Regions from separate parts of the Homo sapiens genome. Here all the other regions are linked to region 3. Evidence: chromatin contacts called from ENCODE Hi-C or POLR2A ChIA-PET data. All regions are on one chromosome and are shown on one strand. Each heading gives the region's core, a stretch centred on a gene start or an enhancer-like site at or near the end of the contact. The rest is flanking DNA. Distances are from core to core; before and after follow the strand shown.

The links. A loop is a pair of places that touch in the nucleus more often than their neighbours do. ChIA-PET counts read pairs that join two places held with the same protein, here RNA polymerase II (POLR2A). Pooled maps may share reads with other maps.
Region 1: a pooled map shows a loop between it and region 3 (2.6-fold over the local background). The contact joins two enhancer-like sites. A Hi-C loop is called at or near these places in 1 of 50 pooled maps. POLR2A ChIA-PET finds 5 or more read pairs at or near these places in 4 of 52 experiments (CD8-positive, alpha-beta T cell, Panc1, activated T-cell and 1 more).
Region 2: a map of psoas muscle shows a loop between it and region 3 (2.2-fold over the local background). The contact joins two enhancer-like sites. A Hi-C loop is called at or near these places in 2 of 168 maps with a recorded cell type or tissue (Caco-2 and psoas muscle) and 3 of 50 pooled maps. POLR2A ChIA-PET finds 5 or more read pairs at or near these places in 3 of 52 experiments (B cell, Panc1 and T-cell).

Annotation. Positions count from the first base shown.
Region 1 is chr12:92,766,986-92,770,879 of GRCh38, forward strand. It overlaps PLEKHG7 (pleckstrin homology and RhoGEF domain containing G7), which reads left to right. Exons shown (of 17, transcript NM_001377329.1): 16 at 1,998-2,095; 17 at 3,103-3,894. The coding sequence ends at 3,210. It overlaps EEA1 (early endosome antigen 1), which reads right to left. Exons shown (of 29, transcript NM_003566.4): 29 at 3,652-3,894. Among named protein-coding and RNA genes, the nearest start is that of PLEKHG7, 66 kb to the left of the region's middle. RefSeq lists a silencer at 2,254-2,454. Within about 2 kb of position 2,594, at least 2 of the 41 ENCODE cell types and tissues checked have a DNase peak (open chromatin) inside an H3K27ac peak, as active enhancers do.
Region 2 is chr12:92,809,078-92,812,962 of GRCh38, forward strand. EEA1 (early endosome antigen 1) reads right to left here. Exons shown (of 29, transcript NM_003566.4): 17 at 2,202-2,357; 18 at 1-79. Among named protein-coding and RNA genes, the nearest start is that of PLEKHG7, 110 kb to the left of the region's middle. Within about 2 kb of position 1,482, at least 2 of the 41 ENCODE cell types and tissues checked have a DNase peak (open chromatin) inside an H3K27ac peak, as active enhancers do.
Region 3 is chr12:92,939,372-92,943,369 of GRCh38, forward strand. No RefSeq gene overlaps it. Among named protein-coding and RNA genes, the nearest start is that of EEA1, 12 kb to the left of the region's middle. Within about 2 kb of position 1,925, at least 3 of the 41 ENCODE cell types and tissues checked have a DNase peak (open chromatin) inside an H3K27ac peak, as active enhancers do.

The DNA.
Region 1 (3,894 bases), core at 1,344-3,843, 170 kb before region 3:
AAAGAGTAAATGAGGACAAGAGAGAGATTGAGCTCTGGAGTGACAGACCTAATTCCAAATCCTGGCTATATCATTTATAAGCTCTGTGACCTTGGAAAAATTAATATGTTTCCTCATTTACAAGTAGGAATTAGCTGACCTATCTCACAGGGTTGCTATATAGAGAAAAAACATAGTATGGTGCCCAATACATAGAAAATGCTTTTAAAATTGTGTCAGTTATTGTATTAGAATGTCAGTAAAAAAAGAGCTATTCTTGCCTGTATATTATACTCTCTCCAAATTGTATTTTACAGGCCTAGCTTAGCAGGTCCTTTTATTTATAAAGTCCCTTGTACCCATACTACAAACCAAATGAAGCAAGGATGCCTGGAATAACCTGGAAGTACAATTATAGTTTTTGAGGAAAATGAATTCCAAAAACCAGCCAAGAACAATGACCTGATCTTTAAAGCCTCACTTGCTACAGGGAATTTATAAGGCAAAGAATTAGAGAGTAAAACACAGCCAGCTTTTTTTTTTTTTCCCCAGAAAGTCATTTTAATAGGTTTAAGTCCTCTCGCTGCAGAGAAGCTGGACAGAATTTTATGGCCTCTCATTAACAGACTTTATTTTTTGTAGTAGAATTTGGGAATTATGATGTTTAGATTGTTATGAGTATAATCTGTGATACTGGGGTAGTTCTTGCAGTTAAGAAAATAAGTATTGTATTCACCTGGATTCTGAAAGAAGCCCAACAGCCCCTCAGATAAGCCTGAGTTAAACTAACTTCAACAAATACAAATAGTGACAGCAGACAAGCATCAGCTTAATGATCAGCAAGAATATGTCACTTGCTCACTTTTTCTCTTTCCTGAAGTACTTGATGTGGGCAGGAGACAGCCCTGGCCTGTTTTTGTTTGTTTGTTTCTAAACACTGACTATAGAAAGAATGTATAGGGCGGGCGCGGTGGCTCATGCCTATAATCCTAGCACTTTGGGACGCCGAGGTTGGGTGGATCATGAGGTTAGGAGTTCGAGACCAGCCTGGCCAACAAAGTGAAACCCCCGTCTCGACTAAAAACACAAAAAAATTAGCCAGGCGTGGTGGCGGGCGCCTGTAATCCCAGCTACTCAGGAGGCTGAAGCAGGAGAACCATGTGAACCTGGGAGGCAGAGGTACAGTGAGCCGAGATCCCGCCACTGCACTCCAGCCCGGGCGACAGTGAGAGACTTCGTCTCAAGAAAAAAAAAAAAAGAGAGAAAAAAGAATGTGTAAGCTTCAGGACTGTGTTGTATTAATAATTCAAAGAAGAGACTTTCATTTTAAGCGCTCCTGCTATATTAGAAAAAGAAGTCTGCTCTCCCACTATCTTTTCTTTGAGGCCAGCTAGGAAATGACAGAACAGGCTTTCTTTTGCAAACACAGAAACCATGCCAATGTCTCTTTTTGTTTTGTTTTACATTTCACCCAGTTTGGTGGATGCTGGATTTTGAGTGGTTTTTGGCTTTTCTTGGCCTGAAGTATTCAGGTGGTTTTGTATTTTTGCCACATCTTAATTTGTTTATAAACCTTGGTTGGATGTGACTTCCCTTTAAACACAAAAATAAAATTTTTTAAAGGAGTGGTGAAGAACAAAGAAGAAAATATTATATTGTTTTGTATATTTTTATTATCTATATTTTCATACACAAAAAAATCTACCGCATATGTTTAGCTTGTTCTACGAGCAGGGGCCCCATTACCTAAGCCTTAGTTGCATTTCATCAAGTATCAGAAGTCATTAGCTAAGGAAGAAAGGGTTTTTATAGTAGAGTAGGCTTTATTTGGACATAGTGGTGGGGTCTTGGCATTGAAATAAAATTTAAAAAAAAATTATAAGCTAGATAAACCTCCCACCCTCGTTAAAACAGAAACAAGCCAAATAGAAAACAAACCCCAGATTCTTGTACTAAGAAATTGTTTGGATTTCATATGAAATGATTTGGCTTTTTGTCTTTGTAATATCTTTTTCTAGTCTTTGGGCTGAGAAATGCTTTTCTTATACAACACGAAAACAGATATCGACAGTGTATAGCAGCATTCTTATTACAAGCCCAAACGGAAAACATCAAAGTATGTATTTTAATTTTGTAGGTCTTTGATTCTTCAGAGTTTACATAAGCTCCCCCCAAGTGTCTTAAGTAACAGTGAATGGAAAGTTTTGTGTTTTTCTCTCACCCACTTGGGAAGGGCAGATTTGGGAGGAGGGGAGGGGTACATCTAGTCCATATAATGCTCAAAAGCCTCAGTATTGACAATTTCCTCACACTTGTGGGGTTGAGGAACAATTTCCTCACACTTGCGGGGTTGAGGAACAATTTCCTCACGCTTGCAGAGTTCTCCTGCAGAAGCTCAAGAACTGCCTGCGTTCTACAGTTTCTGTAGGAAATGGGGGAAGAATTGATTTGGATTGCATGATGAACCTTTAAGATGCTCCAATCAGTTTCCAAAGTGCATATAATAGGATATTAGCTTAAGGAGGGCCTGGCGCAATAATGATCCCTGTCAAGTCAGCTTGTCAACCTTTGAAAAACTGCCATTGTTTTTACAGCTATGGAGTTGAAAGAGCAGCTGCCTGACTCTGGTTTCTCTGTCTTAGAAGTTTCTATTTTTGTATTTCCCCTGGTAGGCTTTCATCATATCTACAATGTGGCCAGACAACAAATGCAATATTCAATTTCCTGGGTCACTGCCCTCAGTCTCTTTCAAGTTATACTACAGGTTAAGAACTTGTTTCCACAGAGAATAGAAATTCCAGCAATGCCACTTTCAAACTACATATATTCTCAGTGCTCATTTTTCTAATGAGTTATCATTGACTATTGTTTCTTGATTACTCATAACTGTTATCCAACATGCATACCATACTCATTTAGCCCATCTGCATTTTCCTGTAAGATTAGAAGTATTTATATTAGATGTAAGAAAGAAAATGGGAAACATATGCAAATGTTTCATTAGTCTTCAGTTTTAAAGAGCTGGTCAATAAATATAGCAGAAAATATTAGCCCAAATATGTGAGAAATTGTCAGCTTAACATTCTAATCTCTATTTATGTATTTTTTTCTTTTTTTCAACAGAAAACATGGATGGCACAAATAACAACTGCAATTTCTTGCTTTACCAAGAGTCAGGAAACCAAGAAAATATCTTTATTCACATTGCCCGCAGAATCCTCTGAAATTTAGGGACCTAAAACAAGTGGCATGTCTTTTTAGAAGATTATGGTTTAAGGTATAATTTCATTCAAAGTTTTGTAACACTTAGCTAGTGATAAGCTAGAAGGAAATTTGCATTTTAAAGAAGTTTCAGAATTTGAAATTTTGAGCTAGGAAAATCCTCAGTATAGAGGAATAATGACTGCAACAAATTTGAACTCTGAGGAATTTCTTGACAAATATATACTGACATCCAGATTACCTTCTAATGCTTCCGTCAGGTTTGTAAGAGGTGTGAGTGAAGAAAGGTGCTAATTTGTAAAGGGTGAATGATCAGATAAATGGAGTATCAGAAGGAAAACAATGTCCACTGCTTATGTCCAATATGAACTCCAGCATCTTACTCTGTATCCATAAAATAATGAAACCAATTTTCCTTCATGGCCTGTCAATCAGTCTTAACCGCTTTATAGTCCTACCTCAAACATAATGATAAATCTTTAGATACAAAGCTTGATTGTTCTTTTAATATACAAAGCAATAAATAGGGACTACATTTAAGTAGCAGTTTTAAAATTCCTATTCTCAAACTCATCTCAGGTATATAGTACTCTAACGTGGAAGTAGAAAATCCCAAAGACTAAATTCCATTACTTTAAGATAGGAAGAAAAAAAAAATCTGGCTTTCACCAGTTAACACTTTTGCATGGCTTT
Region 2 (3,885 bases), core at 232-2,731, 130 kb before region 3:
TCAGCTGTCTTTGCTGTTGTAGATCTTGCAAAGCCTGCTCCTTGCTTGCTTTAACTTCAAGACTATCAGCTTCTAGTTTCTATGAAAGAAATATGATATGGCAGCCATTTTAATATTAGTAATTATCAATCTATTATTAAATACTATAACATTTTTGTTTATATTCAAACAGGTGTGACATACAAAAAAAAATTTATTATAATAAAAAACATATTCTGAAACCATTACTAAGGGTGTTATTTATTTTAAAATCTTTCAGAAGACCCAGCAGAAAGCTTTATACATGATAGACTGCCACTAAGTGTTGGTGTTTAAAATTAATTCTGGGCTGGGCGCGGTGGCTCACACCTGTAATCCCAGCACCTTGGGAGGCAGAGGCAGGCAGATCACTTGAGGTCAGAAGTTCGAGACCAGCCTGGCCAACATGGTGAAACCTTATCTCTACTAAAAAAAAAAAAAAAAAAAAAATTAGCCAGGCGTGGTGGCCGGTGCCTGAAGTCCCAGCTACTCAAGACGCCGAGGCAGGAGAACGGCTTGAACCTGGGAGGCAGAGGTTGCAGCGAGCTGAGATCGCACCACTACACTCCAGCCTGGGCAACAGAATGAGACTCCATCTCAAAAAAAAAAAAAATTAATTCTGAATGAAACAATCAACTTAAAAGAAACATAGAAACATAAATAGTTATTATCTCAGTAAAAGTTATTAACTCAAGTATGAAAAAATAAGTTAACAGGTTCACTGATCTACTCACTTAAAACATATTATCTTTTATAGTCACAGTTAAAAACACTGATGTAATTATAAGATATTTAAAACTAAAATGAAGTTCTCACGTACTCCTTCTCATTAACACCTATTGATCCTAAATATAAAGCCAATTAAGTTCCTGATTTTGCTTCTTTAATCTCTTGGACTAGATGACATTGTTGTTCTTCAGAATATAGTTTGCATCTCACATGTATACATGTAATTATGTGTGTATTTTTACAAACTTACAAAATCAAACTGTTGAATATAAGTTTGAAAAGCTTTACACAATGCATTTCCTTGCAGTGGTAGTGATTTTGCACACTAAATATTTTATAAACTGATTGGTATCTGTAGCCCTTACCATTGACCTACACTGAAAATATTCATTAAATAAAAGATATTTGATGTAGCTAAATTAATTATACATGTCTATATAAAAAATATGATACTCCCTAAAATGATAATTACAAAGTGTTAGAGCTGATAATCACAATAAAAACTCAGTTCTAAATAACCACTATTTTTAATAGGTACCCAAAAAGAATTCTCATTAGACACTTTTCAGTAAAATAATACTTCTGTTATTTTTAACCATGCCTAAAGTACCTTGCCTTTGCTATTATCGTTTGTCATAAAGAAAAAGGAACCTATAAACAGAATTGTAAATGTAATTATTCCCCCATACTATATTGGTATGTATGTACATATATTCATTTCATGACTCTAAACTTATACACACACGCTTCACCGGGTTGAGGAAGTATAAGTTACATATATAGTAACTTGAGAAGTTTTTGTTTAACTGATAGTAGCTCAATTTTTAAAAATTTTTTTTTTTTTTATTTTTAGCCAAAGGCAGTTAAGCAGCAAGCGGTTCTAATTTGAAGGACACAAAAACTCAGGTCAAATCCTTCTGAGATGTCTAATCATCTTATCTCTTCAGTAAATCAACACATTCATATGGAGTTGTGTTAAAGTAAGATACAGTTTATCATAGTCTCAATGTGTTTTTAAATTAGAAGCAAAATCCAAAGGGTATAAAGTTCTAAAAAGGAAAAGTCTACCATATCTGAAATGTGATATTGGAGTAAGTTGGTAAGAGATGGAAGAATGAAGGAACAGAAGAGACTTCACAACAAAAAATTGAGAAGTTCCTTGTAATGGTAGAGTAGATACCTGGTTATCTGTCTTTGGAAAAAGTAACACATTACAATGGAATCAGTATGTAAGTTGACTGTCATTTATAAAAGATGCTCATTAAGGGAGACATTAAAAATAAAGATAGAATTCAAACTTAAGACATGAAAAATTACAAGCAATTTTTTAAAAATTTTATACCACAACTTCACCTTTCTTTGTTAACTAAAAATCTTTGATTCCATGTAGGTCATGAGATTCCATTGCTACTGAAGTAGAAAATATGACTAAATTCAACTTCTTTTATACAAACCTTAATTTGACCTTCTAGCTCTTCGGTTTTCTGTTCTAAAGAGAGGTATTTCTCTTTATATTCTTTAAGATGACTTTCCAGCTGACTGCAATGTTCTTGCTTGTCTTGTAACTTTGCAGTGACCTGATCCAACTGAGTAGTAATCTTATTTAACTCCTTTAGAAAAGTACAATTGAAGAAAACTTTGGTAAGGTTTACTATATTGTAGTGGCCAAATGTTCAACGTAAAATTGAAAACTCTAATTTTATTTAAAAAAATATTTGGAGTAAGAGCTCAGATAAATCTAATGATATATCAGAGGCTATACTTACCTACCAATATAAACGACATGAACTAAATTCTTGCATAGTCTGAGATCCTAAGTTTATATGTATAACAGTTTAATAACTTTTCAATGTTTATCTAGGAAGAATTATTTTAGGAGCCAAATATTAGCCAGGCTAATAATAAAATAACACTTTTATATTATAATTAAATATTTTCAATGTTCAAGACACCAATTTTTAAAACTATTTTTTAAAAATATTACAGTGTTTACATTTATGATGCTTTTCAATTCATTTGGAATATCCAGTTGCACAAAAAAAAAAAAATAAAATAAAAATTACTAGTAAATCTACTATGTACCAAAAGTAGGACACATACCAAATTTAACAGCAAACATTCCATTCAAATGGGCTTTTCATAAAGGGTAAATATAGAAAACTGTTTTGTTCTGTTTTTTAACTTGATATACTTCTGTATTGTTTTTTAAAAAATGGACCAATAAAGCCAGGTGCGGTGGCTCACACCTATAATCCCAGCACTTTGGGAGGCCAAGGTGGGTGAATCACCTGAAGTCGGAGTTTGAGACCAGCCTGACCAACATGGTGAAACCCTGTCTCTACTAAAAATACAAAATTAGCCAGGCACGGTGGCACATGCTTGTAATCCCAGCTACTTGGGAGGCTGAGGCAGGAGAATTGCTTGAACCCGGCAGGTGGAGGTTTCAGTGAGCCAAGATTACACCATTGCGCTCCAACCTGGGTAACAAGAGCAAAAAACTCCATCTAAAAAAAAAAAAGACCAATAACTAATATTACTCCCTGAATAACAAGTAAATTTTAAAAATTTCTACCAGTAAAAGCTAAGAAAAATCTACCAGCAACATTCACCGTGACCCTAAAGTAGGATGCTTCTATTCTACCAGAGTATCGCTTCTGTATTCCCTCCAGCTCCTCACTTCCTCCTATTACCAAGAAAGGAGTAACTCTTATAACTGAGGTAGAATATACAGTGTTCTTTTCCTGTTTCCAAGTGGCAAGTACATTTGGGTCATGGTCCAGTCTACCTACTAAAAACAAATGTGGTGGTCTGCCCCATCCAATCACCAACACTTGAAGGGATGGGGCAACAATTCAAAAGTTAGGAGGAAACATTACTGCTCTACACCAAGGTCTAGGCTAGGGGAGAAGGACAATATCAGGAAACCAACCACACCTGCACACTAGTAGAAATTTATCAAAAACAAAGCTGTTATTTTTATCTCCATCTATGTGACCCCCACTTTTACTACTCAACTGGAACTCATGGAGAAATTAAGGGGGATAAGCAAGTCTATCACAAGATTATACAAAACTGGGTATCATCTTTACATGTTTGCAATTTATTTATCTACCAAAGCACTAGGTGATAGTATGAAAT
Region 3 (3,998 bases), core at 675-3,174:
CACTTCTATCTCCCCTTAGAATTTGATAGAAACTCAATGATAGATGATTCCAGAGGCTAATTCTAACAATACCATTGATTAAACTCATAGATTACTTAGAATGGTCTGAACATTTAAAGTAATGCAGTAAGGACTCAAATAAATGGTTTTTGTGAAATACTAATCTGAAAATGTCTTGCTAGCATATAGATGGCAGCATAAGTAAAGAATAGAGATGGTAAAGTACTCTAAAGTATTATTACTAGTGACATTATTATTTTGTAAAAATATATTCTAGTGGCCGAGCACGGTGGCTTATGCCTGTAATCCCACCACTTTGGGAGGCCGAGGCGGGTGGATCACGAGGTCAGGAGATCGAGACCATCCTGGCTAACACGGCAAAACCTCATCTCTACTAAAAATACAAAAAATTAGCCAGGCGTGGTGGTAGGCGCCTGTAGTCCCAGCTACTCGGGAGGCTGAGGCAGGAGAATGGCGTGAACCCGGGAGGCAGAGCTTGCAGTGAGCCAAGATCGCGCCACTGCACTCCAGCATGGGCGACAGAGTGAGACACTGTATCAAAAAAAAAAAAAAAAAAAAAAAAAATATATATATATATATGTATATATATATTCTAGTGAAAGAGGTACATACACACATTCCCTCTCTCATTTACATCATTGTTTCTAAGTGATATCAAATGAAATTTAATATTAAAATTTGTAAGATAACATAAACAACACAATACACTTTTTTTTTGTTTTAGATGAAGTCTCACCCTGTAGCCCAGGCTGGAGTGCAACGGCTCAATCTTGGCTCACTGCAATGTCTTCCTCCTGGGTTCAAGCAATTCTCCTGCCTCAGCCTCCCGAGTAGCTGGGATTACAGGCGTGCACCACCACGCCCAGCTAATTTCTTCGTATTTTTGGTAGATACAGGGTTTCACCATGTTGGCCAGGATGGTCTCGAACTCCTGACCTCCTGATCTGCCCACCTCGGCTTCCCAAAGTGCTAGGATCACAGGTGTGAGTCACCGCGCCCGGCCCAATATGCCTTTTTAAAACTTTTTCAGGACAATGCTTGTTATGAGTTAATTGGCTAAAAATGGGACCCAAAAATATATTCTATTGACATATTTTGGTTAATATAAAAAATAGACATTTAGATGATGAAAAAAAGCAACAAACAAATTAACCTGAAAAGAAAATTAAAGAACAACTTGGGAAACATACAGTACTCCTCCTCTTCCTTTTCCCTAATGCCTCTTTCCTCAGGTTGTAGAGCATTGTGTGGCCTTCAGGAAAAAATATCAATTTGCTCAATTAAATTAAAATCCAGTTTGTAATGTTGTTCTGTTGACCTAAAGGGAAAAACTGAGGCAAACGGAATGTAAGTAGAGAGTTTATTTGGGCCAAGTTTGAAGACTGCAACCTAAAACATAGACTCAAAGTTCCCTGAATATGTACTCCAACTAGCAGCAATTACAAGTAGCTGGGGTTTTGTTTTATTTTATTTTATTTATGAGAAAGGGTCTTTCTCTGTCACCCAGGCTGAGTGCAGTGGCACAACCATGGCTCACTGCAGCCTGTGCCTCGTGGGCTCGAGTGATCCTCTTGACTTTTTTCTTTTTTTTTTTTTTGGTAGAGAGAGGGTCTCACTGTGTTGCTCAGGCTGGTTTTGAACTCCTGGGCTCAAGCAATCTTCCTGCCTCTGCCTCCCAAAGTACTGGGATTACAGGCACAAACCACCACACCCAGCCACAAGTAGGTTTTTAAGGGACAAGAAGAGGTGATCTTACACTGTTTACTGATATGGTTTGTCTCTGTGTCCCCACCCAAATCTCATGTTGAATTGTAATCCCTACATGTCAGAGAAGTGGCCTGGCAGGAGTGACTGGATCATGGGGGGCGGATTTCCTCCTTACTTTTCTCATAAAAGTGAGTGAGTTCTCACGAGATCTGATGGTTTAAAAGTGTGGCACTTCCCCTTTCACTCTCTCTCTCTTCCTGCTCTGCTACGGTAAGACGTGCTTTGCTTTCCCTTTGCCTTCCGCCATGATTCTAAGTTTCCTGAGGCCTCCCCAGCCATGCAGAACTGTGAGTCAATCTAACCTCTTTTTAAAATAAATTACCCAGTCTTAGGTAGTTTTTTTTTTTTTTTTTTTTTTTTTTTTGAGATGGAGTCTCGCTTCATCACCCAGGCTGCAGTGCAGTGGCACAATCTCGGCTCACTGCAACCTCCACCTCCAGGGTTCGAGTGATTCTCCTGCCTCAGCCTCCCCAGCAGCTTGGATTACAGGCATCTGCCACCACCCTGGGCTAATTTTTGTATTTTTAGTAGAGACGGGGTTTCACCATGTTGGCCAGTCTTGTCTCAAACTCCTGACCTCAAGTGATTCGCCCACCTCGGCCTCCCAAAGTGCTGGGATTATAGGCATGAGCCACCATGCCCTGCCTCAGGTAGTTCTTTATAGCAGTGTGATAATGGACTAATATATGTACCAATAATTTACATTTAAATAATATAATTTATTGATTGGCTGTACCATGTTCTTTGTATCACAAATTTCAGGAACATGAAGATAATGGGCAGTTCAGCTAGTCAGAAACAAAATGGCTTTTTTTTTCTTCAAAATAGGTGTATTTAAACAGAGACAGGGTTTCTCTATATTGCCGAGGTTGATCTCAAACTCCTGGCTTCAACTGATTCTCTTGTCTTTCCAAAATGCTGAGATTACAGGATGAACCAGCATGCCAGCCAAAATGCCTTTAAACAATTGTCCCTGACTGGGCACGGTGGCTCACACCTGTAATCCCAACACCTTGGGAGGCCAAGGCAGGAGGATCCCTCGAGCCCAGGAGTTAAAGACCAGCCGGGGCAACAAAAGCCATGATCATGCCACTGAACTTCAGCCTGGGCAACAGAGTGAGACCCTGTCTGAAAAAACAAAAAACCTGATAAAGGGCACGTTGGCTCATGCCTATAATGCGAGAACTTTGGGAGACCAAGAAAGGAAGATTGCTTGAGCACAGCCTGGGCAACATGGTGAGACCACATCTTCACACTCACACAAAAATTAGCCAGACATGGTGGCATGCACCTGTAGTCCCAGCTACTCTTGAAGCTGAGTGGGGAGAATCACTTGAGCCAGGGAGGTCGAGGCTGCAGTGAGTTGAGATCATGCCATTGTATTCCAGCCTGGGAAACAGAGCAGGACCCTGTGTCAAAACAAAAACCCAAACAAAAAACAATTACCCCTGGGCATAGATGCAAGATGGTGGGGGGTTGTAGGATGTGACTAAAGTCACATACTCATGTCTCTCTGGGCCTGGCACCTCTTGCAGACCTCACATAGCTCAGATTGCTCTGAGCTATATTTCTTTCCTCAATTCACTCAAGAAACTGCGCTATATATGTTGTTACTGCATAACATGATGGGAAGAAATGTAAAACTAATAAATAATTTAGTTTTTTTATGAGAAGTGACAAAAATCTTTAAACCCTTTCATATACTGAAGAAAAAGTCTGAAATAGCATATATCGTAATTTTAAGTAGAAAAGTTAGGGGTATTGAAACCACCTTCGCAAAAATAAACACTGAGAAAATTATGAAAGAGGTCTGACCTGACTGACTCCAGCTTGCTTACACTCTCCAAGCTGCCCTTCTTCATTCCTGGGTGCAGGCCAAACTAACTTTGGGAGGAATTTAATTTATAGTCTAACTTTGAAACAAAGATGATAACAGCAGTTTCCTGAAACAAACCTCCTTCTTGCCAGGGGGACCAGACTGCCTTTGTAAGACTAACATATTAACCACAAGATTAGAAATGATGGCTTAGGAGCCATGCAGCCAGAAGCCACAGGATTTCAACCCTCCCCAGTTGCTCCTAGGGATAATATTACTATTGTAAAACCTGAGATTGGTGCTCAAGATATTTTTTAGACCCTGCATTATGGTGCATCAGCTGGCACCTCCTGATCAATCAGCACTCTCCACTCCCTGGCCCTCTACCCACCAA